Regions from separate parts of the Homo sapiens genome. Here region 1 is linked to region 2. The links are chromatin loops, found by intact Hi-C in ENCODE. Cell type or tissue: heart left ventricle. All regions are shown on one strand. Links, peaks and the distances in the headings refer to the core of each region. The heading gives the core; the rest is flanking DNA. Region 1 holds the start of COLEC12 (collectin subfamily member 12). Region 2 overlaps COLEC12 (collectin subfamily member 12).

What was found. Hi-C counts contacts between places; a loop is a spot of excess contacts. Peaks named below come from ENCODE experiments on the same cell type or tissue, not always from the same donor. Only the 100,000 strongest peaks of a DNase experiment are listed, where the experiment ranks them.
Region 1: a loop joins it to region 2, with 2.2 times the contacts of the local background. A loop is called at or near these places in 5 of 110 quality-filtered maps.

What each region holds. Positions count from the first base shown.
Region 1 is chr18:488,921-504,136 of GRCh38, forward strand. COLEC12 (collectin subfamily member 12) reads right to left here and starts at 11,781. Exons shown (of 10, transcript NM_130386.3): 1 at 11,588-11,781. The coding sequence starts at 11,594. In heart left ventricle, for the core only: CTCF peaks have their summits at 8,235 and 11,434; DNase peaks (open chromatin) are centred at 11,156 and 11,941; H3K4me3 peaks cover 2,427 bases; H3K27me3 peaks cover 3,605 bases.
Region 2 is chr18:324,947-340,162 of GRCh38, forward strand. It overlaps COLEC12 (collectin subfamily member 12), which reads right to left. Exons shown (of 10, transcript NM_130386.3): 6 at 9,796-10,284; 7 at 8,061-8,197; 8 at 6,722-6,831. Among named protein-coding and RNA genes, the nearest start is that of THOC1, 65 kb to the left of the region's middle. In heart left ventricle, for the core only: no CTCF peak of the experiment used is centred there; DNase peaks (open chromatin) are centred at 8,315 and 9,910; H3K27ac peaks cover 2,471 bases.

The DNA.
Region 1 (15,216 bases), core at 4,384-12,383, 160 kb after region 2:
GTTCATATAACAGGTGTTTCCCGGAAAAAGAACAGAGGGAGGGAAGCACTGGAGGAGTAAGTGAACCACATTTCCCAGCATTGAAGGACATGAGTTTCCAGGATGAATGGGCCCATCACTACCTAGAACAAAGAAAGGAAAGACAGCCACTCCAAGGCTCATCATCATAAAATTTCAGAACACTGAAGACAAAAATAAAAGCCTAAAAGCTTCCAGACAGAGGAAAAAAACAGATCATTTATAAGAATTTTACAAAGAAAAAAAGATCAGCTTCACATTTAGCAGCAAAGTTGGAAGCTAAAGTAAATACAGCAGTGCTTTCGAAATTCTAAGGATAAATTATTTCCAATATAGAATGCTCTCAGTTCAATGAGGGGGTAACATAAAGACCTTTGCAGACCAGCAGAATCCCCAAAAATGTACATCCCACACACACTTGTCTCAGGAAGTTACTGGAGAATGCACTGCACTAAAATAAGCAACAAACCCAGTGTGTGTGCATGTGTCTGAGTGTGTGCATGTCTGGGTGTGTCTGTGTGTATATATCCTAACCTAACTCTAACTCTCAGCTGGTCAGAATGCTCCAGAAAAGATTTCTTCGAGAAGATAGAAATGAAAGAATTCCTAATATGTTTGAACACACAGAGGAGAGATTTGGGAAAGTAGAAGGGACTTGGGAGATGAATAATGATGTATATATGAGGAGCTAAAATAGCAAGAGGATTATTAACTTCGTGGGGGGGAAACAAAAAGCTATGCAAGAAACATGACTCAGCTGTGAGTCGCACTGACATTGTCACAATAATATCAACACTGAATGTGGATCTGAGATTACGCTGTAACTGTATTAGAAAGGTGGACAGGAACAGGAGATACCTGCAAGGGTTGTTAGGGGAAGGTAAAAGGTGAAAGAGAACAAAACCCTCTTCTGCTATAAAAGGAAGTCTGTATATAATACTTAAGATGAAAAAAAAGTGAAGCAAGAGCACTGTAAGCATGTCACGGAGAGATACGGGGGCCATGGCAGATCATCGTCATAAAGGACCACCAGCAATTCCTTCCAGCCCTCCATGCGCAAGTCCACTTCCTTCCCCTGGAATCTGGGCAGGCCCCATGACCTGCTCTGTCCCATGGAATGTGGCGGAAGTGGGAGTGGGTGGCTCCAGGGCCCTGGCCTTAGAGGCCTTTCAGCTTCTGACTACACTCTTGGTAGCCAGTGGCTCTGTGAAAAGTTCACCTCCCCTGCTGAACTAGAGGCCACCTGGAGAGAGAGAATCACTGGAGGATGAGAGCAGGGAAAACGTGAGACCAGCCAGGGAGCCCTCAGCCATTCCGGCCACCCCCAGTAATTCTCCAGGCTCCTGAGGGCAGCCACGTGTCCAGTCCAGGCTGAATTGCAGAATTGTGAGCAAAAAACCAGCTGCTGTTCTAAGCTACAGGGTTTCGGGATGGTTTTTTAGGCATTAGCAGGTAACTGAAAGAGGTGTAAATGCCACAAGAAAATGGTAAAAAAAGTTATCAAGAGGTTACCTCTGGGGAATGGAAAATGAAATGAAGGTGGCCTGGGTAGGAAACTGCTGTTTTTCAGAATTTCAGGAATTTCAGGAAACCTACGACATTATCTGACTCTTTAAACTATGTACATCTCTAACTTTGATAAGAAATAATGTAAAACAAGCAAAATAAGATTATATGAATGGAAAAGTCAGACAGACAAAAATAAAAGCATTCAGGTCCAACAGATAACCAGCACTGATAACCAGATAACCAGAAAATGCCCCCAAAGAGCCAGAGTGTGGAGTTCAACCTGAAACCACAGAAGACGCAGTTTGAAGCTGGAGCCTTCAATACTTGACACAAAGCAGGTTTCCAACAAATGCCAAACCAAACATCATAGCAAATGCAGACATTTTTAGGAGCCAGCCTGAAGGACCGTGGACAGGGACTAGGCTGAAGTTAGACTTCTCTTCCATGCTGGCCCACTGGCGCTGTCTACATATGAGTACCCATTGGTTGCTCTATCGTGTTTAGACCAGGGTCCATTCCCAGCTCTTGTACATTTGTCATTACTCTTAGAACAAAATGGTATGGTATCACTGGTTGTTAAAATATTTAAGTGCTTCCAAACCAGCTGGTTGAAGAACAATGGCCTCTGCTCTGAGCATTTCTGCAAGCTGTCCCTGTTTCTACTGTCACCACCACCCACTGTAGCAGGTCCTTGCCCCTGTATCCCTGGGGCCATCAGGACCCCTGAGTCTACAGTCACTCTCCACTGACCAGTGCTCCAAGGAGTTGCTTTCATATGGGAATGGTGGCTTCCACAGTGTGTCACCTGGGTTGCTAAATATTTGGAATGTCCCCTTGATGTTGCTGTGATATCTGGAAGACTTCTTTCCTAACACCAGAGGCTGATAGAATTAATGGTAATGTGTGGGCTTTGAAATTCAAAGACCTGGGTTTGAAGACTGGCTCCACCTTGTAATAGCAATAAGCTCATGTCTGCCTCTCAGTCTCCTATAAGCTGGAACCAATGATTCCTATCTCACACATTTTGGGGAGGGAAATGTGAACTGACACATGGAAAACATCCAACACATACCATCTGCTTAATAAATATGAATTTTCTTTGAAGTAAGAGGACAGAGGCAGTGGTAAAAGCTACTATGCCTTAAGGTCCAAAATAAATATCCTAGAACTTTAATCATCTGGCTTCAAAAGACACAAAACTCCATTCTGAGGTGACTATTTGGGGGAAGGACCAACAGGAAAGCTTGATGAGCAAAAGAGTAATGCGTGCTGCAGGTTCTATTTGGGCTTCAGCAAATTGGCACTGAAGTACCTGGTTGATATTGATGAAAATTTATCTTAACGTATTTTGGGCTGTAAAAACTGAAGAAAGGTGTCCTTTTATCTTGATATGTCCCTAAGCACAGTATCGGTAATATTTGCCCTGGTTTTATAGCTTTACAAATGTAAACCTGGCTCCCCGCATGGTTTCCTTTTTCCAGTCTTGGCATTTCTGGAACACAGTTATTATGTATTCTCCTGGTGAATGAACTCAATGCAGCGTAACAAAGTATCTGAGGTTCAGGATATTTTGTAGGGGGGTAATTAGATCGGCCTTCCATTCAACTGTTTCACTCCAAATGGATGAAGGAATCTGTAGCAGTTTAAATACTTGTAGATTATTTTAAAGTATCACAGGAGATTCATTTTGATTACTCAGCTGCTTACTGAATTTGTTTTGCAACAATGGGATCACTTTTGATTCAATTGCACAGTTTTTTCAAGTCAAAAGTCAAAATTATAGACATAAAATGACTCCAATTTCTGGCACAACTTGCAATTCTGATGCTTGTAAAAATGGCAGATACTTGCTTTTAGAATAAAGAGGCATGGGTACCCTATTCCTTCCTTTACAGTCTAACAAAACTGAGAAAGGGTGTTTTTGTTACTTTTACCCCTAAGTTGGCAGTGGGGGCTAAATCAGATTTCCCCACAGCCACCAACTGCAAGAACTTAGAAGTAATCAGTAAGTACGACATCCAAAACCTTGACATCTGCATTCATCATTCATAGGTGATTATGGTGGAGGTGATGCACTTCCCTTTCTTCTATGAGGAAAATTCTCATCCAGTCATTTTAATCATGTTAATAAGAGAGTCAGAATGAGGCCTTGAATCTCTGCCTTAAATTGAATAAGGGCCTTGGCAGGGCCTCAAATACATGGGTGATTTGGCAAGAAAAACTAATGCTGTCCATTTCTCTGGAGACAAAAAAAAAAAGAGGTCTTTGGTTTAAAAATAACACCGATACGTCTTTTTGTTTTGAAATCCATTAACGTTGTTTAGATTATCTAAACAATTATGCCAAAGCAATATACTATAATTATTTACAAATGTTGGACCAACGTTTTGAGTTTAAGAGACACAATTCAAGAAGACTCTGAATTTGGTTTCCTCTCACCTCCCACACTGAAATGTCACACTTAAGAGATTTCAGGTCAGGCACGGTGGCTCATGCCTGTAATCCCAGCACTTTGGAGGCTGAGGCGGGCAGATCACTTGAGGCTAGGAGTTTGAGACGAGCCTGAGCAACATAGCAAAACCCTGTCTCTACAAAACATACAAAAATTAGTTGGCCATGGTGGCACGCACCTGTACTCAGTCCCAGCTACTTGGGAGGCTGAGGCAGGAGAATCGCTCGAACCCAAGAGACAGAGGTTACAGTGAGCCAAGACTGTGCCACTGCTCAAGGGATCCTCCCACCTCAGTCTCCCAAGTAGCTGGGACTATAGCCACTCACCACCGCACCCATTAAATTTTCTGTGGAGACAGGATCTTGCTGTGTTGATCTGGCTGATCTCAAACTCCTGGCCTCAAGCAACCCTCCCATCTTGGCCTCCCAAAGCACTGAAATTATAAGCACGAGTCATCAGGCTCAGCCCTCCTCTCTTTTAAGACATTTTTCTTTAATGTTGCTTGCCCTATTAATGTAATATGAAATATAATTCAAGATATGAAATATAATGTAATCTGAAATATGAACTATAATTCAAATCTCTCCTGCAAATGAAAATGTCCCTGTCTTCAGCCAGATTATCTGAACCTCAAACAGGGCATGTTCTACTCTCTACTTTGGATTCCAGTTGTTTACGCATAAGTCTTGTCTTGTCTACCAGACTGCAAGCTCCATGAGCACAGAAGCTATATTTTATTCATTTTATTTGGCATTTCTAGAGGGCCTTGCACACAGAAAGTTAATACCAAATATTTGTTTAAAGAATAAATGAAGGCTAGTTAGAACTTGGTGGCCCAATTATAAATAATAAAACAGAAATATGACAGCTTAATGGAAAACTAATACTACTGATGAAATAGACATGACATCATATGGTTTAAAAACATACTTATACATACATCTGTCCGAATACTTATTTAGAGACAAACTTGTTTAATGTTGTGATTCCTTGATGTCATATCCTTACTGGATAAAACCGGACACTGGATTTGAAACACAGATCTTTAAAAATATCATGTCATCAGTAGGCACGTGAGCAATAGTACTAAAAAAAAAACAGTGCTCCTAGGTAATCTAAATATACTTACACATATTTATCAATTTTCTACCACTACTATAACAAATAGAAAAACTGTTTCATTACTACAATTACAAACTTCACTTTGGGAATTATCCCTGCATTTTTTATGATGATAGCAGTGACGGCAGCTGGAATGCAACCAATACTAATACTTCCCCACGTGGAGCACAACTCACTCCTTCTATCCCTGAGGTCTGTTTTAACACATTTGCAATTTGAAAATTACTTTCATTTCAGAACTGAACATTTGCCTTCATGGTCTAAACTACATCACTGATTAAATGAACATAGATGGCTCATAATTGGCAATTAACTTATTGCTGGGAGGAAGCAGCAGGTTATAATACAATATTACAATTACTAAAACAACTTGAGTTCCTATTACATACTAGCCACCATTCTAAACAACTATTTAATCCTTAAACAACATCAAGTAGATGCCATTGTTGTCCCTCATCACATTGATAAAGAAACTGGGGCCCCAGGGGGTTAAGTGACTTGCCTGAGGTCCCCAGGCTCTCTTGGTTTCAGAGCCCACACTCCTCGCCCAGCACACAGAAATGATTGGATTCAACACCTGGGATCACTAAACATAATTGTATTTTATGAGATGGTTATATTTTAAAGCATATATTATCTACTTTAAAGTAGGACTGTTTTGCCTTTGAATAATAAATTGTTTTATAAACATCAGCTAGTTTCCTAACATTTCTCTGTCATAAGAAAATGACTGGGGCAAAAGAAATGTGGCTTCTTCCACAGAGCCAGAGACAAGTGAGTTTTTCACACCAAATGTAAAACATCCAACGTCACAGGCTAGTGAATAATACCTCACGTGATACTGAGGTATGATATCCCATCATTCAGGAAGCATAAAGGAGTCATGTTTAATATATCCAAGTCCAATAAGTGTATTTCATTTTAAAACCCCCATGCTGAAAAATGCATTTCTTTTCTATTTTTAAGAGTATTGATGGAATATTCATGACAAATTCAGAAGTTAAGAGAGCTCCTAGGATCTCTTTGGAATCTTAATTTGGGATTACTAATTTATGTTTATATTGGCTTTCACTGCTGTATAATTACAAAACACCCTTAAGCAATCAGCAGGACCTTTTTGAGGTATGATGCTGGTTTTGGTTCTTCAAATGTCATGCACTGAAAAAGAAATCAAATCACTGCTTGACTAAGAAGTTACTTCCCTTAAGGTTTGGATGGTTGGTGTGGTTAGAAACTCTGTTGTCAGCAGTAAAGAATGAACCTTCTATGAAAAATGTCTATACTTCCCTGTTCCTGGTTTAAAATACTTAGTAGTATCATTATTTTTACTGATCACTCACCGGTGGTTACAGTCTGTTCATGAAAATGGCACTTCTGACAATATTTCATTTTCTCAATGCAAACCTGTTAGCAAGACGAGTGTAGGGGCCGTTTTCAGAGTTGGTGGCTACAGTGGGCCATCCACATTCATTCAATCAGCGGTAAGCAAAACCTCCCAGAAGATAAGCTACACAGGGAAGCAATCCTGAAATCTGCTTTATCTTTGCAACAGCTCCAGTTTAGAGCGTCTCCTCCACTGGCTGACTGAAGAACACATCAATCCTTCAGACCTTTGATGCTAGGTCATTACAGTTCTAAGTCCGGATGATAGCGCCTTGTCTACGTTGCTCACTCAGTATCTAGTGGAGCGTGACAGCACACAGTAGGACTTCACAAAGATGTAGGACTTGAATGCATTATTAGGGCATAGCTAGGAGGGAGCCTGGGCTAGAGATTACACATGTGATTCTGGAATCAGACAGTCTGAGCCTGAATACTGATCCCCCCCGCCACCAACTAGCTGGGTACCCTTAGACAAGTAACACAACCTCTCTGAACCTAAGTTTTCCTATCATAAAATGGAGGAAATGATAATGCCTGGCATGGCAGGTGCTCAATAAATGTTAGCTATTATTAAAGGGAAGTCTGTGTTAGGCTGGCCTCCCTGAGAGATTACCCACATGCTGGTTTTACCCAGGGTGAAACATATTTTCTATCACAAAATTTAAATGTCCATTTTCCCATTTGAAAGCTAATACTTCAAGGTCCATTTAACTTTATTTGGCAGCGGTTGCAAGAGTTGTTTTGAAATAATATTATAATGAGAATAGGCATTTAGTAGGAAAATGAGATACTCTGTTATGACATAGCCTGAAAGCCATCATCGGCTAGCTTTTTCTATTCACCCCATTATCAGTGGATGAGCCACATGGCAAAGGGTTGGAGCCATTGGAACAACCGTGGGAAATTGCATAGGAGACCACAGAGAAGATGTATACTTAGCAATAATTAAACCTCAGATTAAGAATGTCAAGCATTCCCAAACTAATGAAAAGTCAAAAGTATAATTAGATTGTAAATTTGCCTCCCAGAGAAGGGCAGCCCCTATTACCAATCAGTGAAGGGAAAAAGGCCTCATTTTGTTTCCATTTTCCTTTAGAAAATATGACTCTTTCAATGTTAAATGCAATTGCCTTTATAGGCTTGTTTGCTTATCCCAGTTAAGAACAAGAAATCTCAGAGAGACACTGAAAAAGCAAAAAGACTGTGAGTCCCAAAAAACTTTGGGAGAAGTATACTGCTTACTAGTGCATTTTAAATATATTATTGCCAAACTGTATTTCAGAAATATTTATGCACAAAAGTACAAAAATAAGCAGCTGAACACTGTGTTTTCATGGCACCAGCCTCCTCTCTGTGTTAAATTATAACACTGGTTTGGACCTCTGTGGTCCCGGGTGGTGGCAGCTGTTTTTGGTTGTCTCTTAGGCAACAAGTGCTGCTGCACTGAAACTAACCAATATCCCCAACTTTAAGAACCAAGAATGTGATTTAGTTAACGACACACGTAACTCTAGAGGAGTCAGATTCCTTCGTCAAGAATGTGAATATGTATCCAAAAAGCCATGAGATTGATGGTGTAGTACAGCTAATTGAAAATGAAATTGGAAATAAATTAAAACAAACTTCATGTTTTAATCAGTTTGGAAGACTTCAAGTACTGCAGCAACGGGGAAAGTCATTTTCTTCTGGGTAATATATAATGATGTCATTATTTTGGTACTTGTGACTCCAGGGATGGAGGAAATGGATGTTTGCTGAATGCAACAGATAGGTGGCGCTGTGACTGACTGGCAGATGCAGGATTACACTCCAAGAGCCTGGTCACTACAAAGGCCATATCCAGGTTTAAATATCAGAATTAGAAAGTCACGTTGGTACCCTAAAAAGGCATCTGACTTGCACAGGAATATTTGCTTTTGCAAATGAACTTCTTTAACTTCTATGGTGTCCACTGATTTTCAATTTGGCTAAAGAATGGGGTGTGTGTGTGTGTGTGTGTGTGTGTGTGTGTGTGTGTTTGAGAGAGTCTTGCTTCTGTCACCTGCGCTGAAGTGCAGTGGCACGATCTCGGCTCATTGCAACCTCCACCTCCCGGGTTCAAGCTATTCTCCTGCCTCAGCTTCCCAAGTAGCTGGGACTACAGGCATGCGCCACCAGGCCCAGATAATTTTTGTATTTTTTAGTAGAGACAGGGTTTCATTACATGTTGGCCAGGCTGGTTTCACTATATGGTGATCCGCCTGCCTCAGCCTCCCAAAGTGCTGGGATTACAGGCATGAGCCACTGCACCTGGCCAAGAATGTTTTAGATTAACACGTTTATTCTAAGAATTTACAAGGCTTGTCGTTGCTTTCTATCATGTTGGCTTTCTGAAGCACGGGGAGTTAACAACTATTTGATGTAATCAGGAACCCGGGGAAAATCTTTAGTTGGTTCCCTATGGCAAATGGTCAAAACAATTCCACTTGGTAAAAGCAGCTTTCCGTTTTTGTCTAGGCTTCCAAAGCCTCACATGCAACTGGTTGGCTCCACCTCTTCCTGGATACAGCACCAATTGTGGGTTACTTGGCTAGTTAGTTGTCTCAGATTCACTTTTTTTTCCAGTCATCTTCACCAGAGGTTATCTATTTGGTGTCTTAGGGCCTTCCAAGCCACACGGGGTAACTGACAAGGCTTGTCTTTAGATGCCTACTCTATCCTCCTAGTTGCCAGTTCCTATTTCTTCTAGACTCAGTTTTCATACCTATACTGTTAGGATTGAAATGTCTACTCTCAGGGCTGTTGAGAGGATTAATTGCAATGTGTTTGTAGTGTATATAGTACAGTGGCTGGCACTTAGTAGGTACTAAAAAATTATTACTGCCCCTCCCGTCCCCACCCCACCACTCAGACAAATGTAATAAATACAGATTACGTGGTAATAATTGGTAGGCAAAACTCTCATGGAATATTTTTTTTCTTTTTTTTTTTTTTAGACGGAGTCTCGCTCTTGTCACCCAGGCTGGAGTGCAATGGCTCGATCTCGGCTCACTGCAACCTCCATCTCCTGGGTTCAAGTGATTCTCCTGCCTCAGCCTCTCAAGTAGCTGGGATTACAGGTGCCTGCCACCACGCCCAGCTAATTTTTTGTATTTTTAGTAAAGACAGGATTTCACAATGTTGGCCAGGCTGGTCTCGAACTCCTGACTTCGAGTGATCTTGCCCACCTCGGCCTCCCAAAGTGCTGGGATTACAGGTGTGAGCCACCGCGCCCCGCTGGAATATTTTCGTTTTTAAAAGAGGGCTTCAAAATGATTAGTCTACCCGGGGATTCACCAGTCCGTCCCTCCATCAACCTCCCCGACTGGGGCGGAAAGTGTATGGGGCTTCTGGGCAGCGCTAGACCACAGCGGGTAGGCCACCATCTGGTCCAGAATGCAGCATAAATCTCTCCAAAAATGTGTTTAGGACTTCTGGGTATGTTTTCCAGTGCAAATGTAAAGTGGAAAAGTGTCTCAAGTGCAATAGCGGTCCTTTACCCAGTAAAAAGCATAACAAAAGTTTCAGGGTTTAAGAACCCACGTGGGAGCTGATGGAGTGGGTAGGTGGTTAATCTTCCCAAGTTTTAAAAACCACTGGTCTTAATGACCAGCAGAGAAGATTCACTTCTGGCTAAAATGATAACTGAGCCCCAGATAACTTTTAGCCATGTGAAATTCTTTCCTTTCTAGGGAGTCTCCTCAATCAGAGCCAGCTAAGGAATGTGTGTATTTCCTAGAATGTAAATGAGGGAAGAGAAACTGAGATGGAGACAGAAGGAAAGCAAGCCACTGCATTTTGAAATTCTCTAGGTAGGCAGTTGTATCGTGTCTTTTGTTTCTTTTTCCCTGGGGCAGACCACTTTTCACCTGGCCATCAGTCACCTCCCTTCCCGAGGTCTCCCGACGTGGACACCTAACGCCCTTGGAAAGGGAGTGAATTGGTAGGATATCATCGCTCCGGTTAGTTCCGCGGGAGCTGCCCTTCAGAAAAAAAACTTTCCAGAGCCAAAAGTTACTTTCCAAGCGCCTTGGGGCTTCCCGGGCGCCTCCCTCGGACGGCAACCCTAGAAGTCAAAGCGATTGCATCGCCAGGTCTGTGGCGGCTGGAAGCGGGGTGACCGCGGTCAGATGGCATTTCGCACCCACGCAGGGCTGTGTTATCCTAGCACAGAACCAGCAACTCTCACACGAAGCCTTGTGTAAACACCACGCGGGCCCATTCCTGAACGACTCTTTGATGCCTCCGCTGCGGTTACTTATCTCATACATAAATCAGGATTCCGCTGACAAATCTCCGTGTTTCCACTAAACAGAAGGCTGCCCTGCAGTCCTTCTCGTGCTTCTTTCTAAAGTACGATAACATCTGACACTTCCATAAACCGGCCTGCAGAGGACACCGCGCAGGGGGCGACTAACCAGCTGAGGTGTGTCACCCCAAAACACCAGTGGGCACACCCCAAGGCGGGCACGTGGAAGGGACGCGGAACCGAGGGCAACTATTTTCCAGTCGGTGAATCTGATGGAGAAAGATGCCAAATGCACTTCCCGAGCCAGCTGAACTCCTCGGGCACCTAATCATTGCCAGATGTGGCGAGGGCGCACGGAGAACATCCCCAGTCCCGGAGAAAACACCCGGCCGCCAGCGCGGGGACCGCTCGGGCCGGGAAACGGCTAGAGGCGGGAGGAGAGAGGACTGGGCGAGCGTGGGGAGCGCTGCGGCGTGGAAAAGCGACCGGGAGGGATGGCGATGCCTCCACTCTCCTCGGCAGGTTTTTTCAATTAAAAAGTTGGAAACGGGAATCCGTAAACAACGACTTAGGGCTTCAAACTACTTGCAAAGACGCGATGGGGAGGGGAATACTTGCGCGCTTCAAAACCCCAACCTCGAGGTCTCCAGCCGCGCCTGACCCGGGAGCCGGGTGCGCCCCCAGTGTCCGCGCACGAACCCGGCGCCCTGGCAGCCCCGACTCCCCGGGCCCGCAGCCCAAGGGAAGGTTCGCGCGGGAGGCACCTCCGTGGCCTCCCGCGCGCCCCGAAGCCCGTTCCCCCCGCCCAGAGCCCCGCGGAGCTGCCGCCGCCCTACCTTTCATGGTGACCGTGGGGACGCACCGCCGGCCGGGGAGCTCCGCGCGAGCGCCGCGCAGCCGAGGAAGTCGTCCCGAGCGGCTGCTCACCGCACGCCCATGGTAGCCGCGCCGCGCGCCGGCCGTCTGCGCCCCCGTCCTCCCTCGCCGCCGCCGGCCCGCGCTCCCCGCGCTCCCGGCTCCGCGCTCTGCTGCCTCGGGGCTGCCGCGCGCGCCGCTCTCGCTCTCCCAGCGCCCCTCCCCCTGGCCCGACCCGGCCGAGCGAGCGGCCGCGCCCACGCCCCTCTCGCGCCCTCCCGCGCCCGCCCCGCCCTCGGCCCGCGCCTGCCCTCGCCGGGCACTTTCTCGCCCGCCCTCTCCTGCGCGCCCTGGCCCCACTCGCGCGGGCTCTCTCTTTTTCCCGTTGCACCAGCGTCGGGATGAAGTCGGGAGCAAAGCCCTTCCCGGGGCGGTCCAGCGTTCACCTTCGGCGAGCACCTAAGGTGCCGCTGCTGCTGGGGTCGCTTCTACACCCCAAACTACCTAGCAAGTGTTGGGCGAGAGGATGGGGAGCTGCTGTGCCCCGGGGGTGGCGGGGGGTAAGGTGGGCCCTTCCCCAAACGGCTCTGGGGCATGGAGAGGTACAGAACGTCCTCCGGGTTCAGAGTTTCCAAGTGCGTGCGCTGGTTGACGCCTGAAGGAGACCAAGCAGCAGGGAACACTCTCTCTGTCACCCAGGGAGAGCCCGAGTGGCCAGAATCCGAAGTCACCATTAGACACTCTCTCTGCGCTCTTGGACACCTCCAGAGAAAAAGCCAGCACATCCTGCCTTGGCTGGAAAAGCCAGCCTTCCACCCAGCGCCCCTAAAATGATCGGGTTGACTCCAGTTTTGTTACGAAAGGAGGCCGGGCTGCTGAGAGGCTCCCTGAGTTCCCTTCGTGGTCGCCCGTCACATTGCCCTGCTGTATACTTAATAAAGCCCGTGTTTATCTTTCTCTTTAGAACCCCCTCTAAGCAGACCCATCGCTTTATTGCTTTAAAACATACACTAAGTGGTGAGTGGAGCTGGGGCGAGGGAGGTGCGGAGAAACTTTCTGCCACATGTTGACATTACAGATGGCTACTCAGACGCACTAGTCCACCAAAAGCAATCGAACACTGGCCGGGCAGTGCTTGCAGCTTTTCAGTTTGCCCTCCTGAGGACTTGGTAACACGGTGTAACCAATCCATTGGTTCCCTCTAAGTAGGGGATTCTTTGCTCTAGTAAAAGGTAGTGCCCCAAAATGAATACATATTGAAACATTTCATAGATTCTCCGTTCCAGGAGATTTCTTTTTTCTTTCTTTTTTTTTTTTTTTAATTTTTTAACATAAGGGGGCACCTTGAACATGACGAACAAATGAAAAGACCGAAATGCTTTTTCCCCCGCACTGTCTGCAGTTGATGAAACTACAGGGTCCTGGTCCTGGAGCATGTTTCAGATCTCACTGGGGCACCAGCCTTGTCTTTCAGGGCAAATGGGGATCCCTGAAGGGAGCTTAGGATATGAATTTTCAGCCCGGAGTTTACTAACCAATGGCGTGACCTCGGCTCACTGCAACCTCCACCTCCCGGGTTCAAGCGATTCTCCTGCCTCGGCCTCCCGAGTAGCTGGGATTACATGCGTGTGCCACCAGGCCCAGCTAATTTTTTTGTGTTTTTAGTAGAGACGGGGTTTCACTATGTTGGCCAGGCTGGTCTCGAACTCCTGACCTCGTGATCCGCCCACCTCTGCCTCCCAAAGTGTTGGGGTTACAGGCGTGAGCCACCGCGCCCGGCTTTCTTTTTTTTCTTTCTTTCTTTTTTTTTTTTTTTTTTTTTGAGACGGAATCTCACTCTGTCGCCCAGGCACAATCTTGGCTCACTACAACCTCTGCCTCCTGAATTCAAGCAATTCTCCCACCTCAGCCTCCCAAGTAGCTGGGACTACAGGGGTGGGCCACCAAGCCCAGCTAATTTTTGTATTTTTAGTAGAGACGGGGTTTCACCATGGTGGCCAGGCTGCTCGCAAACCGTACCTCAAGCGATCCGCAGGCATCAGCCTCACAAAGAGCTGGGATTACAGGCGTGAGCCACCACGCCCTGCCGAAAAAAAAAAATCGTTTTTAAAACCCAAATTATGAATATGACACCAAAAGTACAGGCAGCAAAAGAAAAAATATAGATAAATTGTACTTCATCAGACTTTTGTGCCTCAAAGGCCAGTATAAACAGAGTGGAAAGCCAACCCACAGAATAGGAGAAAATATGTGCAAAAGCCCTATATCTGATACAGGATTAATATCCAGGATATATAAAGGATTCCTGCACCTCAGCAACAACAACAAAACAGGCAACCCAATTTGAAAATGAACCAAGGACTGACATGGACATTTCTCCACAGAAGACATATAATGGCCAATAAGTACATGAAGGATATTCAATCACTAATTGTCAGGGAAATTTGAATCAACCGCAATGAGCTACTACTTCATACCCAGTAAGATGGCTATTTAAAAAAAAAAACAAAACAAAATAAGTGTTGGCGAGGATGCGGAGAAATTAGAACTTTTGTGCATTGCTGGTGGGAATGTAAAATGGTACAGCCACTATGGAAAACAGTATGGTGATTTCTCCAAAAATTAAACACACAATTACCATATAGTCCAGGAATTCTATTTCTGGGACCCAAAAGAGGTGAAAGCAGGGTAACAAATAGATGTACATCCAGGCTCATAGCAACATTACTCACAATAGCCAAAAGGTGGAACAACCTAGTGTTCACTGTTGAATGAATGGATAAACAAAATATGGTATAGCCATACAGTGGAATATGATTCAGTCTTTAAAAGGGAGGAAATTCTAACACATGCTACAACACGGATAAAACTTGAGGCATTATGCTTTGTGAAATAAGCCAGTCACAAAAGGACCAATATGATTCTACTTATAAAAGAGAGTAAAATGCCGCCAGACGTGGTGGCTCACGCCTGTAATCCCAGCAGTTTGGGAGGCCAAGGCAGGTCAATCACGAGGTCGGGAGTTTGAGACCAGCCTCGCCAACATACTGAAACCCCTGTCTCTACTAAATATACGAAAATTAGCCAGGCATGGTGGCTGGCACCTGTAGTCCCACCTACTTGGGAGGCTGAGGTGGAAGAATCGCTTGAACCCGGAGGCAGAGGTTGCAGTGAGCCGAGATCGCGCCACTGCACTCCAGCCTGGGCGACAGAGTGAGACTCCATCTCAAAAAAAAAAAAAAAAAAAGAGAGAGAGAGAGAGAGTAAAATGCATAGGGATAGAAAGTAGAATGGTGGTTGCCGGGGGGGGGATGGGGAGTTGTTTCACAGGCACAAAGATTCCATTTGGCAGGATGAAAAGAATTCTGGAGATGGATGGTGGTGATGGTTGCACAACAATGTGAATATACTTAAAGCCACTGAACTATACACTGAAAAATAGCTAAGATGATAAATATATATATTTGACTACAATAAAAAAATTCAAACAGAAGAATGATAAGGTAAAAAACAAACAAGAAACCCCTAAGGCTATGATGTCAGCTGTGATAATGAGCCAGATTCATAGATCTACTGATGAGAAAACAGGCTTAGCAACTTTTCTAAGGAT
Region 2 (15,216 bases), core at 4,335-12,334:
AGGAGGCTAAGGCAGGAGGATCACTCGAGGCCAGGAGTTCAAGACCTGCCTGGGCAACACAGTGAGACCACCATCTCTATAAAAAATTTAAAATAAATTAGCCAGGTATGGTAGCTGATGCCAGAAGTCCCAGCTACTCAGGAGACTAAAGTAGGAGGATCACTTGAGCCTCGGAGGTTGAGGCTGCAGTGAGCTGTGATTGTGCCACTGCACTCCAGCCTGGACAACAGAATGAGACCATCTTAAAAAATAAAAAATAAAACACAAAAAACTGAAAACACAATGTATGATATTATACGGAGCAGTCTGCATAGACAGAAAGGCACCACATTTTATCTTTGTGATGCCAAGATGAAAGCTGTGACTCGTAGTGTGACAGCACACTCCCACCAAATGAGGTCCCGTGGACAGAGGAACAGAAGAGCTTCTAGTGCGTTTGGGGAGATTCTCAGGAAGACTGTCACATCTCTGGTGATCTAAGGTGGGCAACTGCAAGCAGGGTAGGCAAGAGAGGCCTTAACAACCTCCCTTAGCATTCTGCTCTGAGCAGGTGGGCAAGTACCCAGGTCCCGTATGTGTCCGGCTCCCGCAGGTCTAGCAGGCAGCCTCCATTAACAATGACAGTCTCCCAATCACATGCTTACACCTATACTCATTACACCAAGAGTAAAAGGATCAGCCTTTTTTTTTTTTTTTTTTTTTTTTTTTTTGAGACAGAGTCTTGTTCTGTCTCGGAAAAAAGAAAAAAGAAAAAAAGCCAAGGCTGGAATGCAGAGGTGTCATCACAGCTCACTGCAGCCTCAACCTCCCAAGCTCAAGTGATCCTCTCACCTCAGCTTCCTGAATACCTGGGACCACAGATGCACACCAGCACACCCAGCTAATTTTTAAGTTTTTTGTAGAGATGGGGTCTTGCTATGTTGCTCAGGCCGGTCTCGAACTCCTAGGCTCAAGCAATCCTCCCGCCTTCGCCTCCCAAAGGAAAAGATCAACTTTGACATGTTCCTGGTTTTATAGATCCTTTCTACTGTTGGTCTTTCTATTTCACTGCTTTCCTTCCTTTGACTTACTTAGGGATTAATTTGTTCTTCTTTTTCTACCCTGGTAAAGTGGAAGCTTAGATCATTGATTTTCAACCTTTAAACAAGGTTTCTAATATATGTAATTTAAAACTATAAGTGTCCCTTTCTAAATACTATTTTAGCTGCATCCCACAGATCTTGATATGTTTTCATCTTCTTTGAAACATTTTCAGATTTCCTTTGTGATTTTTCTCTTTGACCCATGGGTTATTTAGAAATGTGTGGTTTAAAATAATTGGGATTTTACAGACATTTTTCTATCTATGTCTAATTTAATTATTTTGGTCAGAAAACATACTCTATATAGTTCTAGTTCCTTTTTGTTTTTGTTTTTTTTGAGATGGAGTCTCGCTCTGTCACCCAGGCTGGAGTGCTGTGGTGCGATGTCAGCTCACTGCAACCTCCACCTCCCGGGTCCAAGCAATTCTCCTGCCTCAGCCTCCCGAGTAGCTGGGATTACAGGCATCCGCCACCACACCTGGCTAATGTCTTTTACTTTTAGTAGAGACGGGGTTTCACCATGTCGGCCTGGATGGTCTCGAACTCTTGGCCTCAGGTGATCCACCTGCCTTGGCCCCCCAAAGTGTTGGGATTACAGGCGTGAGCCACCATGCCTGGCCTGATAGTTTTGGCTTTTTTTTAAATTTATTGAGACGTATTTTATGGCCCAGAATATAGTTCATCTTGGTGAATGTACCACATGCACCTGAAAAGAATATGTATTTGCAGATGTTGGGTAAAACATCCCACAAATATCAATTAAGTCAAGTCAGTTGATTGTGTCTACTATATCCCTATCAATTTTTCCATCAGTAATTGAGAGGGGAATGTTGAAATCTCCTTTGAAGGCCTGTTCTTTGCTGTATCCACAGTTAGGGTTGCTATGTTCTATTGACTGTGACATGGCCCTGGAAACCTGCCTTTTTAAAACATGATCCCAATGACGACTGCTCACTCATACTGCTGCCCCCACACTCCAGAAAAGATCCTGCAGGCCAGCACAGAGGCTGGCTCATGGCAGACACTTCAAGATAATCCATCAAATGTTATCATGAGACTGTGGGCCAATGGACTCTAATCTCCAGTCAGGGGCTGGGTGTTGGCCAAGAATGAAGTTTTCACAGGACCTGGTGAAATGAGAAGAATAAGGACAATGTGTGTGTGTGTGAATGTAAGATGGCCAGCCATCTCTTCTTGGAAATAATTATAGGTTTATTATTATTTTTTTTAATGCTGAGATTTGCTGATTGGTACTTTCTAAAAGCCTTGTCCTTAATTGGCAAATAAAATCCTGCTGATCTGTGTTGGCCCTGCCAGTCTTTCTTTTGAAATTGTATTGGTGTGTGGATCCAAAGCATCTGGGGACCCATCCTTGGAACTGTCCGGGCCATTGCAGGTGGCATCTCACGCCACCCTTTCCCCTCAGCTGGTCCTGTCCTGCTGCGGTGCAGAAAGAGCCATAAGATTCAGCAAGTCAGGTTGAGTGTTTCATGGGAAATAAGCCTGAGCTCAATCTGTGTGTCCCCTAAGCCTTTGGCTTCTGTTCCATGTCACTATTGCCTTCTGTCTGTTCCAGCACTCTCTTTCTCAACCAGGTCTCAGCATGAAAAATGAGGTGAGGCCGAGACGCAGAGGAGAGAGCCTTTTATCCCTCGTCTATTTGCTCTTTAACAGTAACCACAAAACCTGCAAACTGTTTTAAAAGGATTTCACGCGTGTTGGGAGAAAAGAATAAGGGGAAAGCAGTGGTACTTAATTCTTCCTAGCCTGGGCAAGGGATGGGACGGTGCCAGGCCCATCGGCTTCTATTTTTTGGAAGAGTTTAAGAAGAACTGGTGCTAACTCTTCTTTGAATGTTTGGTAGAATTTGGCTGTGAAGCCATCTGGTCCTGGGCTTATCTTTCTGGGAGGTTTCTGATTGCTACTTCAATCTCCTTCTTTGTTATTAGGCTGGCCAGGCTATTTCTTCCTTTTTTTTTCCTCGTTTTTTTAAGAGATGGGGTCTTGCTCTATTGCTCAGGCTGGTCTTGAACTCCTGGCCTCAAATGATACTCCCACCTCAGCCTACGCTTTCTATTTCTTCTGGATCCAGTCTTGGTAGGCTGTAGGTTTCTAGGAATTTATCCATTCTTCTAGGTCATCCAATTTGTTGGTGAATAATTGTTCATAATCGTCTCCTGCGATGATCTGTTCCAGAAATCACTGCTGGCGGCAGGGGAAAGGGAGGTGGATGGGCCAATCCTTGGAGGCCACAGATGCAAAGACAAGGAGAGTAAAAGTGAGTCTGACTAGGAGGAGACATATTTGGGGCGGTTTATGCTGGTAGGAGACCCTTGAGAGCCTGAAGCCCAGTCCCCATTCCCAGGCCATGCAGAGAACGTTTTTCTTGTCTTCTTCACACACCTGTTGTGGGACTTGAGTGAGACACTGTGTGGACATCCCAATCAGGATACTGTAAAATATATACATTCTATGTAGTATTTATCTGCAACTGCTAACTAATATGATAATAATTATGATGATAATAGCAATAATATACCAATACCAGCAGGTACTATTTCTTGAGCACTTCCTATGTGCCAAGCCCTCGACTAAATGCTTTGCATACAGCTATCACACTTTATTTTCACAATACTGACATAGGTATTTTGGAAAATTCATCTTATAAATGGGGACATGGAGGTTTTGCAGAGTTGAGCAACTCACACGAGGCCTTGCAGCTTTGAGTGTTGCTGGGTCAAGGCCCAGAACCCCGATCTTGCTGATGCTAGATCCCTCTAGCATCTAGCTGATGCACTCCCTCCCTCGGCTGCACTGGCTTTCTTTCTAGTTTGTGCAATGTTTATTATTACATGTCAAATTAAATTAGCCTTTGGTTATTGAGACCTCATAACACGCCTGTCTAACTTATTCTTGCTTTTAAAATTTGATCCTGGGGATTTTTATGTTCCTATGTATTCCTTTGGGTGGAAAACGAGAAGCACAGCCTGTGTGGTGGCTGGGGTGCAGAAGCTGAGGATTTGGGAGGCTCCAAAATGGCTGTGGTTGGGGACTGGGTGCCCAGTAAGGTGTCTGGTGACGTCATTCTTCTCAGGTCCTGGGTACCAAGCGGGTGCGCTCCATCCAGATCATGTAATTCTTGCTGGACCCCAGGGAAGAGGAGAAAAATTTCACATTGGGAGAGCTGGCATAGACAGTAATGTTCCAGCTCAATCCATTCCATATGGGCCAATCCAGTTTTTTTCTTGGGGAAAGGCTTAAGATTGAATTTCTTAGTGAGTCTAACCCAGACCTTTGTGCATTTACGGCAGTGAAAAATGTGGAGAAGATGATTTTTTGTTTCAGCTTCTCCCAACTCTCTTAAAAAAAAGACCCCGGCGCTCTTGGCTGTCAAAAAAGCAGAATTTTGTCTTTTTTAAAAAACAGTCTCTGTCTCCCATCCCATCCCCAGCTCCAACCTTCTACAGCTACTGTTTTAGATGGTGATTCCTGCAACTGTTTTGAGTCTCCTAAAGTGTGTCCCTGCTGTGTTGGGCACTTTCCTTGGCTCATCAGGCAAAGTCTCAAGTGCCAGATTATGCCAGGGGGTACCCCTTCCTCTCCCCAGGACAGGCGCAGAGGAGCCGACGAGTCTCTGACAGGCCTGCAGCAGATATCCACTTGCCCTTAAGGGCAGTCTGAGGCTCACCTTCAGAGCAGACCTAAAATCTTCTAATGTTCCAAATCAATATTTCGCCACATGTTTATTTTTTATAAAGAGCTGGCCTGGCTAGGTGCGGTGGCTCATACCTCTGATCCCAGTGCTTTGCGAGGCCAAGGTGGGAGGATCACTTGAGGCTAGGAGTTTGAGACCAACCAGAGCAACATAGTGGACCACGTCTATCCAAAAACTTTAAAAATTAGCCGGGTGTGGTGATGTGCACCTGTGATTCCAGGGACTTGGGAGTCTGAGGTGGGAGGATCGCTTGAGCTGGGGAGATAAGAGGCTGCAGTGAGCCATGATCGTGCCACTGCCCTTCAGCCTGGGCAACAGAGTGAGACCTTGTCCCTTAAAAACAAACAAATAAAAACAAAAGAGAGATGGCCTTATTCTGGTTTCCTCCTTTATCCTCTGATCCTACTCACATGGAGAATTTGAAAGTACAAAAGAGCCTGTTTATCCAAATGCACATGCACACGCACATAGGGACATTTAAAAAACTCGATCTGGCTTCTCCATCACCTCTGACCCTCCTCCCTGCTGCTCAGCTGATACAGGGCTAGGCCTCCATGCCCATGAGACTCTCTTAGGCCTGAAACACCCTTGTTTTCTCCTCTCCTGGGACAGCCCCAGAGGCCACACCGTGGACTTTGCCTAGTGCTCTCAGAAGGTGCTTCCAATGCGGTGATGCTCCTGTGCCTGGTGGAGCCCTGCAGGGTCTGGCCTCTCCGTCCCCAGCAAACTAAAGGTTACTCAGAGGGTTTTTTTTTTTTTTAATTTTATTTTTTTTATAAATTCTGCTTCATTTGTTACAGTTCCTTGCAATTTTCACACCCGTCAGAGGCAAAGCCAGAGTATGGAGATGTGATAATCAAACTGATGCAATACAGTCATTGTTAGATCTTTGGGTAGAATTAGGGAAGGAGCTAACACCCCCTAGGGTAGGATGAGGCCCTGGAGACTTCTAGGTTATCCAAGAAGGTACCTCAAAGTGATTCTATTCTTTGTTGCTCCTTTCATAGAACTTAGGTCACATGGAACTTATGGGGAATCTTCAAACCTCTAGGGGATGGTTATCCCGCAAATGCAACTTTGTTTATAGTGTATTTTAACTTACTATGAGTAGGAAAATCACACATTTGTAGTTTTTTTTTTTTTTTTTCTTTTTTGAGATAGAGTCTTGCTCTGTGGCCCAGGCTGGAGTGCAGTGGCGCCATCTCGGCTTGCTACAACCTCCGCCTCCTGGGTTTAAGCAATTCTTCTGCCTCAGCCTCCCGAGTAGCTGGCATCACCCGCATGCGCCACCATATCCGGCTAATTTTTGTTTTTTTTGTTTTTTTAGTAGAGACGAGGTTTCACCATGTTGGCCAGGCTGGTCTCGAACTCCAGACTTCAAGTGATCCGCACACCTCAGCCTCCCAAAGTGCCGGGATTACAGGCGTGAGCCACTGTGCCCAGCCAGGAAAATTACTCATTTGTAGTTTCTAATCACACTCTGCCTAGAAGCCCAACTAGGGGTCAGGGGCACCCACAGTGTGATCCTGAAGGGAGCTCCCCAGTCCTTGGAAACACGCCTGGGGCGAACGCTGAACATGCCTGAGGTTGCCTGGGCTTCATCATCTTTTCCCATAGCATTTAAAGAAAATGACTTGGCCAGAAGTATTATGCTGTGTGGTTTTATGAGTTTCATGATTTTTTTCTTAGAAATGAAAAAAAATTCACTCCATGAAAAGAAGAAAGGAAAGCCTTATTTGACAGCGTATCAACTGTCAACCACGATTTCCCCAGGGGAAATATGCAACTGGTACCAGGAGCCCCGGTTTGGGAGGAGCGTCTAGGACACGAGGTCATTAAGGAAGAAACTGTTGGGAGTCGGGCAAGAAGTGACAACAGAACAGTGAGAGCCTGACCACCAATCTGGAAGCTTCTGAGTACTTACTTGTAGTCTGGAGATGTCCCATCCAGCCACTTCCATTCATTTTCACGCTCTGAGTCTGTGAGGCCGATCCAGTGGCTCTCTCTCCCTACCATCTGTTTTTTTATCCATTGCTGAAAAACAAAGCAGGGGTGGTGCGTGACTATTTTTCAGAACAGATGTCTCAGGCCTTTTTCTTTTATTTAACATTTAGAAAAAAGGACAATTTAAAAGAGGATGGTTGTCAGAATGTGTAGCCTGCTTTTGCTTTCTGCTTTTTTCTTGCTACTTGCTTTGTTTTGTGCTGTTTGGGGGGCTTTGACTTTTTTCCTCTTACAAGTTTACAACGGATGTTAAAGTGAGGCTCTTCCTCTAAATCACTCAGACAACCCAGTGAATGTCCATTGGTCCCACTTCCTCCTACCACCCACCCATTTCTCCCATGTCCTAATCATAGGAATAGTCATGATATTCTTGGGCACTTCCTCTGGGCTGGGCCCCACGTGCAGTGTGTTGCACGCAGTGTGTCTCCAAGCTTTTATAACAACCCACTGAACAAACATGAGAAGTAGCTGAGCTGGGCTTGGGCCCTGGTCTGTGTATTCTAAAGCCCAGGTGCTTGGTCACTGTCTGCCGTGTGCTCATTCCAGTCAGTTACTACAGGAAACATCTGTTTACAGGATTGTGTCTGCTGGAGATAACTTAGGGAGAAGGGAGGAGGCCACTGGAATTGGTGTGGTATCAAAGAAAGCGCTGCATTGTTGCTAGATGGGCTGCAGTTTTGGTCTCAGTCTGCATAAACCTTGCCGGGCCTCAGTTTTCCTAGCCGTCAAATGAGGGTAATAATAATACCTATGTTCTAGGGTTGCTGTGAGGTTCAAGGGAGCAAATGCCTCTCACGGTGCCTGGCATATAGAGGGTCTAATGAGTGGACACTAGCATTAGCATGCGTGGGCTCTGCCTCCTCAGCCTTCTTCGCTCTTCCTGACTCCTCTGGAGCCATGCGTGGTCCCTTGCACCCCACTCCATCCCTACAGTGTTCATGCCTCTCTCTGTCCCCACAGGTGCCTGGTGGCAGCCCTCAAGCTTCTCTGCATTATAATTATTTCAACAGCCACCAGAAGGAGCCACACATCTCCAGGCTTGATAGGCAATATCTTCCAGGAAGAATCATGAAGATACAATTCCAATGCCACGAATGCTTCTAGCCACTGGATGAAACCCAAATCTCTGTAATGTTGCCTCCCATGTTTACGTGACTAGGAATTCGTGATATCTCTGAATCCCCAACAAGCCTGCAATTTCCAGATGTAAACTATCCTTAAATTATAGTTTTCCCCAACCAAGTATGTGGCAGGCATACCTGTTCCTCTCTAGTGTTTATGAAAACAAGATGTGAAGACTTGTCTTCACAGAAAAGCTTTGCATCCTCAAAAATTTCTTTCTCAACTGAAAAATAGTAGCATTTGTCTGTGAAGTTCTTCCAGTGAGGCGGGCAGCCTAGGAATGCAAAAGTGGAAAACATTGATTAAAAGATCACAGAAAGCACTCTGCCTTTCTTCAGCTGTGTTTCAGAGGCCAAAACTGTGGTCCCGCTGGGAGCAGCCTGAGCGTCCCTGCACGAGGCCCACAGCTGACGTTCACGGACGTGCTCGCAGCAAGCATGACCCAAAGTGGACTGCAGAGCACAAGCCAAAACCACATAATCTGGAAAAGATCTTTGACTGGGTCTTTGTTCTTCTGTGTCTGGATCCGTCTTCACAATGACAGAAATAACAGAAGCAACAACAAGAAGCAGGGCAGGCACAGATGTTCAGCGTCAGTCTGGAATCATACGGAACCCAGGAACACTTGGATGTGAGAACCCAGCACCAAAACTGGGCTCACGGATCAACAAAAATAACCCGGGCCTCACCGACCAAAATCAAGTAGAATAGCGGTTGGGTCAAAGGAGAGAAAAATAGGCTTGGTTGCTAACCAAACATTCGAGTTTTGCCAAAGGTTTAATTATCAAAAGACTAGAAGGCACCGTAACATCTAACACCTTTCTCAAAAAGAAATTAAATGTAGTCATCAATAGCAGAGGGTTCCATCCACATGTTGATGGAGCTAACCGAGGGAGCCCATCTATCTCCAGAGTGAGGATGTAAAACGAGGGAAGAGCGCTCAGGGCGGCCAGCAGGCTTCCCTGAAGGAAATGTTTTGCATTGTGTTTGTCTTCTGAGGGCTGGCTCCTATAAATAAACAAGTGCAAGAGCCAGGTGCAGTGGCTCCCACCTGGAATCCCAGCACTTTGCAAGACTGAGGCAGGAGGGTTGCTTGAGGCCAGGAGTTCAAGACCAGCCTGGGCAACATAGCAAGACCCTGTCTCTACAAAAAGGAAAATAAAAAATTAGCCAGGTGTGGTGGCATACCCCTGTGGTCCCAGCTACGCAGGAGTCTGAGTGGGAAGATCACCTAAGCCCAGGAGGTCAAAGCTGCAGTGAGCTATGTTTGCACTACTTCACTTCGTCATTCCAGCCTGGGTGACAGAGTGAGACCCTGTCCCATACATACACACATAATACATAAAACAAATGAGCACTAGAGAACCCAATGGCGTTTAGAGAGAAACACATGCCTGGTATGGAGGCCTGTTCTGGCAGCAGGGCTCCTGTGCCAGCCCCTATGATGCCTTTGCTGTTAAATAATATGCAGCGGGGGACAAGACGTGGTGGCTCACACCTGTAATCCCAGCACTTTGGGAGACTAAGGTAGGTGGATCACTTGAGGCCAGGAGTTTGAGACCAGCCTGGCCAACACGGTGAAACCCCCTCTCTACTAAAAATACAAAAATTAGCTGGCTGTGGGGGCACACGCTTGTAGTCCCAGCTACCTGGGAGGCTAAGGCAGGAGAATCACTTGAACCCGGGATGTGGAGGTTGCAGTGAGCCGAGATCACGCCACTGCACTCCAGCCTGGGCAACAGAGTGAGACCCTGTCTCAAAACAAAAACAAAAACAAAAATAACATGGGTGGGGCCACACACTGGGGGTTGGCTCAGTCTCAAGCACATGCACTGCCCTGTCCCCCTGGCTGGAGGGAGGGCTTGGACTTACCATTGTCCTCCGGTGCTGGGGTTGGCTCATTCTGCAGGGCCAGGGGCACCACCGCTCCTGATGGGCCAGGAGGGCCGGGGGGGCCCTTGGGGCCTGGCATGCCTGGTACCCCAGGCAAGCCTGGCAGTCCCCGAGGTCCAGGCACCCCAGGCTCCCCAACGGTGCCCTGAAGTCCCTGGAAGCCAGGAGGGCCCTGAGGGCCGGGGAGTCCCTCTTTGCCTGGTGGGCCCGGGGGGCCTGGGTCCCCACTGGAGCCCTGAGGGCCGGGCTTCCCAGGGGAACCACGGGAGCCTTTGGGGCCCTGGGAGCCTTTAGATCCTTTGCCGCCACGCTCTCCGGGGGGACCAGCTGGTCCAATTGGGCCTCTCTCACCCGCAGGGCCAGGTGGTCCAGGCTCCCCCTTCTCTCCTTTCTGTCCCTTGTTGCCAGTTGGGCCAGGGGGTCCCTGGGATCCTCTGTCACCTCTTGGACCCCTGGGGCCCGGTGGACCTAAAGCATAAAAGAAAAAGGTGTCAACATGAAATCCACTGTGAATGATAGTTATGAATAATTTTTCTTCTTATAAAATCTCCAAATTAAAAAAACCTAGCATACAAAGTATATACAGCAGGGAAAGACCATCTGTTTATCATACTACTGTAGACTGTTATGGGCTAAATTATGTCCTCCTCCAAATTCTTATGCTGAAGTCCTAACCCCCAGCACCTCAGGATGGGACTTATTAAGAGACACGGCCTTTACAGAGGTCATCGAGTTAAAACGAGGTGACATGAGTGACCCTAATCCAATAGGACTGGTGTACTTAAAGAAGAGGGGATTAGGTCACAGACACATAGAGGAAAGATCGCTTGAGGGCACAGGGAGAAGATGGACTCCTGCAAACCAAGGAGGGAGGCCTCGGAGGAAACAACACTGCTGACACCTTGATCTTGGACTTGCGGCCTCCAGAACCGTAAGGAAAGAAATGTCTGTTGTTTAAGCCTCCCAGTCCGTGTACTGTGTACTGTGTATATGGCAGCCCAAGCAAGCCAATATACTGTGTGTTCTTCAGTAAGCTCACCCTTCTTCTTCAAGCTTTTAGAATGTATTGTAACAGTGCACAACGTTTTAGTGCCCCACTGATGTCCTTCATGGTGACACTGACAGCCAGGGGCTTATTCTTCACAGTGACTCACATGATTAAACTGGGTTCTCTTAGTCACCTGGGCCTGTGTTGTCATCAGCAGGAAAGTTGTGTAGACCAGGATCAGGATTTCCTCTTACTTATTTCCTCTTGTCCTTAATTTGGTAAATATTTATTAAAGGCTTATATGACAAGCACCGTGTTAAGGTATTGTGGGATAAAGAACTGAAGGAGATTGATGTATTAATTCTCTCCCCATAACCAAGCCTATAACTTCCCTGTAAGCTTCCTCTCTGTTGTACCCCAGCTGGCATGCCTGTGCTGTCCACCAAAGCTGTGGGGGTGCTGCTGTCCTTAGGGCTGGGCCTCACTCACCCATGGGCCAGCTCAGAGGGACGGGAGGTCTCTGTGGGAAAGCCTGGTGGGACTTTGCTGCCCATTGTGGACAGGTGTCCAAACTCTCTGGGTGGGTTTGTAAGTCTAATAATACACATAAGGAAGGTAGGCTAGAGAAAAAAGGTATGTGGACCATCTAATTGGGAAGAAAAGCGAATACTGCTCATCCCCATTATCCCACAAAGAGGCCCATGTAACACAGGATTGTTTTTCTTTCTTTAATTTCTCAGGGGTAACAGGAAATTTCACACAAATAATCTCCTACCAGGAACTGTATAGTGAATGACAATTTTCAGGGTACTTTCACATACATTATGCCACCTGACCTTGCCTGTGCGGTAGAATTCTCATTGCATAAATGAGGACATGTAGGGCCAGAGATGCCAAACTATTTGTTCGAGGATACTTAGCTACTAGGAACAGATACCAAGGAGAGTAAGACATGGTCAGTCACAATCTAGTAGTGGAGCTGGGGCATGAACTCAGGTCTTCTGATGTTGAAATGAATGAATCTTAGAGTTTCTGAAATCTCACAATTCTGCATGAATAAGTAAAAGGCCACACTTAATCTCTCTCTCTCTTTTTTTAGAGACAGAGTCTCACTCTTTTTTTTTAGAGACAGTCTCACTCTGTCACCCAGGCTGGAGGAGAGTGGCATGATCATAGCTCACTGCAACTTTGCACTCTTGGGCTGAAGCAATCCTCCAACCTCAGCTTCCTCCCATGTAGCTGGGACTAGAGGCTTGTGCCACATTGCCTGCTTTTTTTTTTTTTAATTTTTAATGTTTTTGTAGAGATAGGGCTCTCACTGTGTTGCCAAGGCTGACCTCGAATTCCTGGCTTCAAGCGATCCTCCCCCATCGGACTCTCCAAGTGCTGGGATTACAGGTGTGAGCCACTGTGCCTGGCCTTACTTTTTCTACAGAAGCAGAAAGCCTCTAAAGTTAGAAGGATAGAAGTGCTGGAGCAATGGAGGATGGATGGCAGATCTACCCTAAGTTCCTTTATCCCTCCTGCTCCTTGGCCTCCCTCTCCCATTGGTCTGAGGACAGGACCTTCCTACCTCTGTAGGGGGATCTCCCTGTCTCCTTCCCAACCCAGGTCTTGATGGATGTCTTCTGTACCCTAATATCCATGGCTCCCAGTCAAGCCAATCCGTCTGTGTTCTCTCTTAGCAGAAGCTTAGGCTCTGGACTTAATTTGCTTACGTAAGGCTACCCATATCTTGCTCACAGATTTATAAGCAGGACCCTCTTCCAGTGGTAAAGAGAGTTTACGCTAATGGCAAGGACTGGCCTAAATGCATTCTTTCTAGTGTTATCTGCTCCATAAATGGGAGACTTTAGAAGACTTAGGGATGAACTCACTTCTACCTAGACCCATGTCACTGACCTCTGCCCACAGCTCCTGTTGACTCCTCCTTGTCTTCAGCAACCCTGGGCTCTGGGTCCTTATTTGCACCCGCTAGTGAAGGGTCCATTTTCTCAGGTTCCGCCAGCACCTCTAACCTGCGTGTCTACAGCTGAACTTCTTGTCTCTTTGCTGTGCGTGTTCTCCTTCCATCATCCCTTCTCCCACCACATTGCCACAACCCTCTTTTCCTCGCCCTGACCCTGGTCATGACCCTAGTGTGGGCTCTCTTCTTCCCACCTCTCTCTGTCTTTTTTGGAAGGTGTTCACAGTAACTTCTTAATTGATCTTCCTACCTGTGATTCCTCTCCATTCATTCCACTCTGACTTTTGTCTTCCTTAAGCCCAGCTCTGATCTCCACTTGCTCAAGAATATGCAGCCCCACCTGATCAGTCTGGCATGAAGGCTCCTCCCAACCTAGTCTCGCCTGTGTTTATTCCATCCTCCTCTGTATTTTCCACACATCTCTTCTCCGACAATTTCCTCTGCCCATGTCCTTCTGCAAAATTCCTGGCATCCTCCCAGGCCACTTCAGATGGAAGTTTTCTCTTCTTCTCTAATCTTTTAGTCCTTGTTTGTTCTACTCAAGACCCTTCTCCATGTCTAGCCCCTTGTAGGGTCTGGCTCACAGTCACTATTAAGCAAGTGTTTATCAAATACATGCGCATCATGGTTAAAAAGTCCAGCACTCTAACGCTCACAATTTGTGCCCCAGGTGAGATCAGTAGGGACAGGTTTTTGGGGAAGGGTGACCTGCCTGGTGCCCCGCATCTTATAATCTCTGTATCAGGTGGGCTGTGACTGCCACTACGAAATAATCATAAGGAGATCCATCTTTCCTTGCTACTGACCCTCATGAATTAATCCAGTGGGTCTCCACATCCACAGTTGGACTTTTTTTTCTGCCTAACCTGGTCTGGCTCACCTAAATAGCCTATGCCATTTAGTAAAGATCGGGAAGGTAGACTTTTTGCTGCCAGATCTATCTCCTTTAAAAAAGTAACTTAGTGCCTCTGTGTAGTTGGGAAATAGCATCCCAGAGATGAATAGTGGTGAAGGTGTCACGTATGTTCCGCCACAATGGACGTAGCATTATGGATAGTTCTAGGGAAAAAATACTGACAATTTAGGCCAAAACAAAACAAAAAATTCTAGTGTATGTGGAGTAACTGCAAAATTAAAATAAACTTTTTTCTCAACTATTTCTGTTTTACTTATGTTCTGTGTTGAACTTTAGGAAATCCAAATAATGAAGATGGCATATTGGGAAATTCAAGTGTTTTAAGAAATAATCTTTAGCCTTATTGTCTTAATTTTTTTTTTTTTTTTTTTTGCTGATAATTTGTGTTTCTCCATCACTCACATCTGGGGTTGGTGCTATCCTTGCAAGTTATGGGAAATGAGTTTACCTGTGACCATGAAAGAGGGACTGATCACAGGCTTGTGTCTGCTCAGACAGACTGCTGGTGGGGGGAGCTGTATTTCTTCCAGAACACCTTCTTCTAGCTTGTGACAGAGTTCCAAAGATACAACTCTCCCTTCCTCTCCTGACATGAATCCAAGGCCTCCCTCACCTGGGGTGACAGCTTTTCATTCATCCTATTTCTTTCTGGGGTAGGGTAGTTTATGGTGTTCAGCTATTTTCCTCTGGACTGGAAGTGGCTATTGAATCTCCCCACCCAGTCAATGTGTAAGTTGTGGCTTACGTGAAGAATGACCTCAAACGTGGATCCCACAGACAGCACAAGATTTCAGCAGGTGCTAATCTCCAGATCTTGTGAAGGAAGGGAGTAAATATCGGGGGGAAATGCACGTTTTTGCCGTTGATAAAGATCTCCAGTTCTACTTGTGATTGACTTCCCAGCAAATTTCCCCATCCGAAGTACTACATCTATCCTAAATAGGTTACCTGTCTTTCTCTTAATCAGATAAGGCTTAATATTCCTGGCTGTGGCTAAACTGGCAAGCCCACTGTGATTGGTGTCTTCCATTACAGCTGCCCCAGCCTTCCAAAAACCACAAAGGAGCTGGCACTCTCTGCCCTCAGATGCTGGGTTAGGTCAAAACATATTCTATGTGTCTTATAGATCAGGAGATTCACATAATCTACTTTGGCTCATTAAGACAGGCTAGAAATTTCCTGGATTTTTTTTCCTTTAAAAAAATCATTGAGAAGAAGAGCTAAAGCCATTTAAAAAGTCAATACTGGCTCCTCATAAAAAAGTAGATTATTAATGCCAGGGTTGGTTTTCCTCTAGGACCCGGGATGCTGGCACTGCTGATTAGCATCTGGATGATCTCAGGCTTTGAGGTTGCACTTGAATCTTTTATTGGGCAGCTGTCAAGGTGAAAATAAAATGAAATAATGAAATAAAATAGAAGCTACCCTTAGTGCCTGAAAGCAAAAAAAAAAAAAAAAACAAAAAGAACAGAGTGTTTATGAGCTTGTGCAGCAACAACTTGAATTCAGAGTTGAGAAAACAGCAACGCC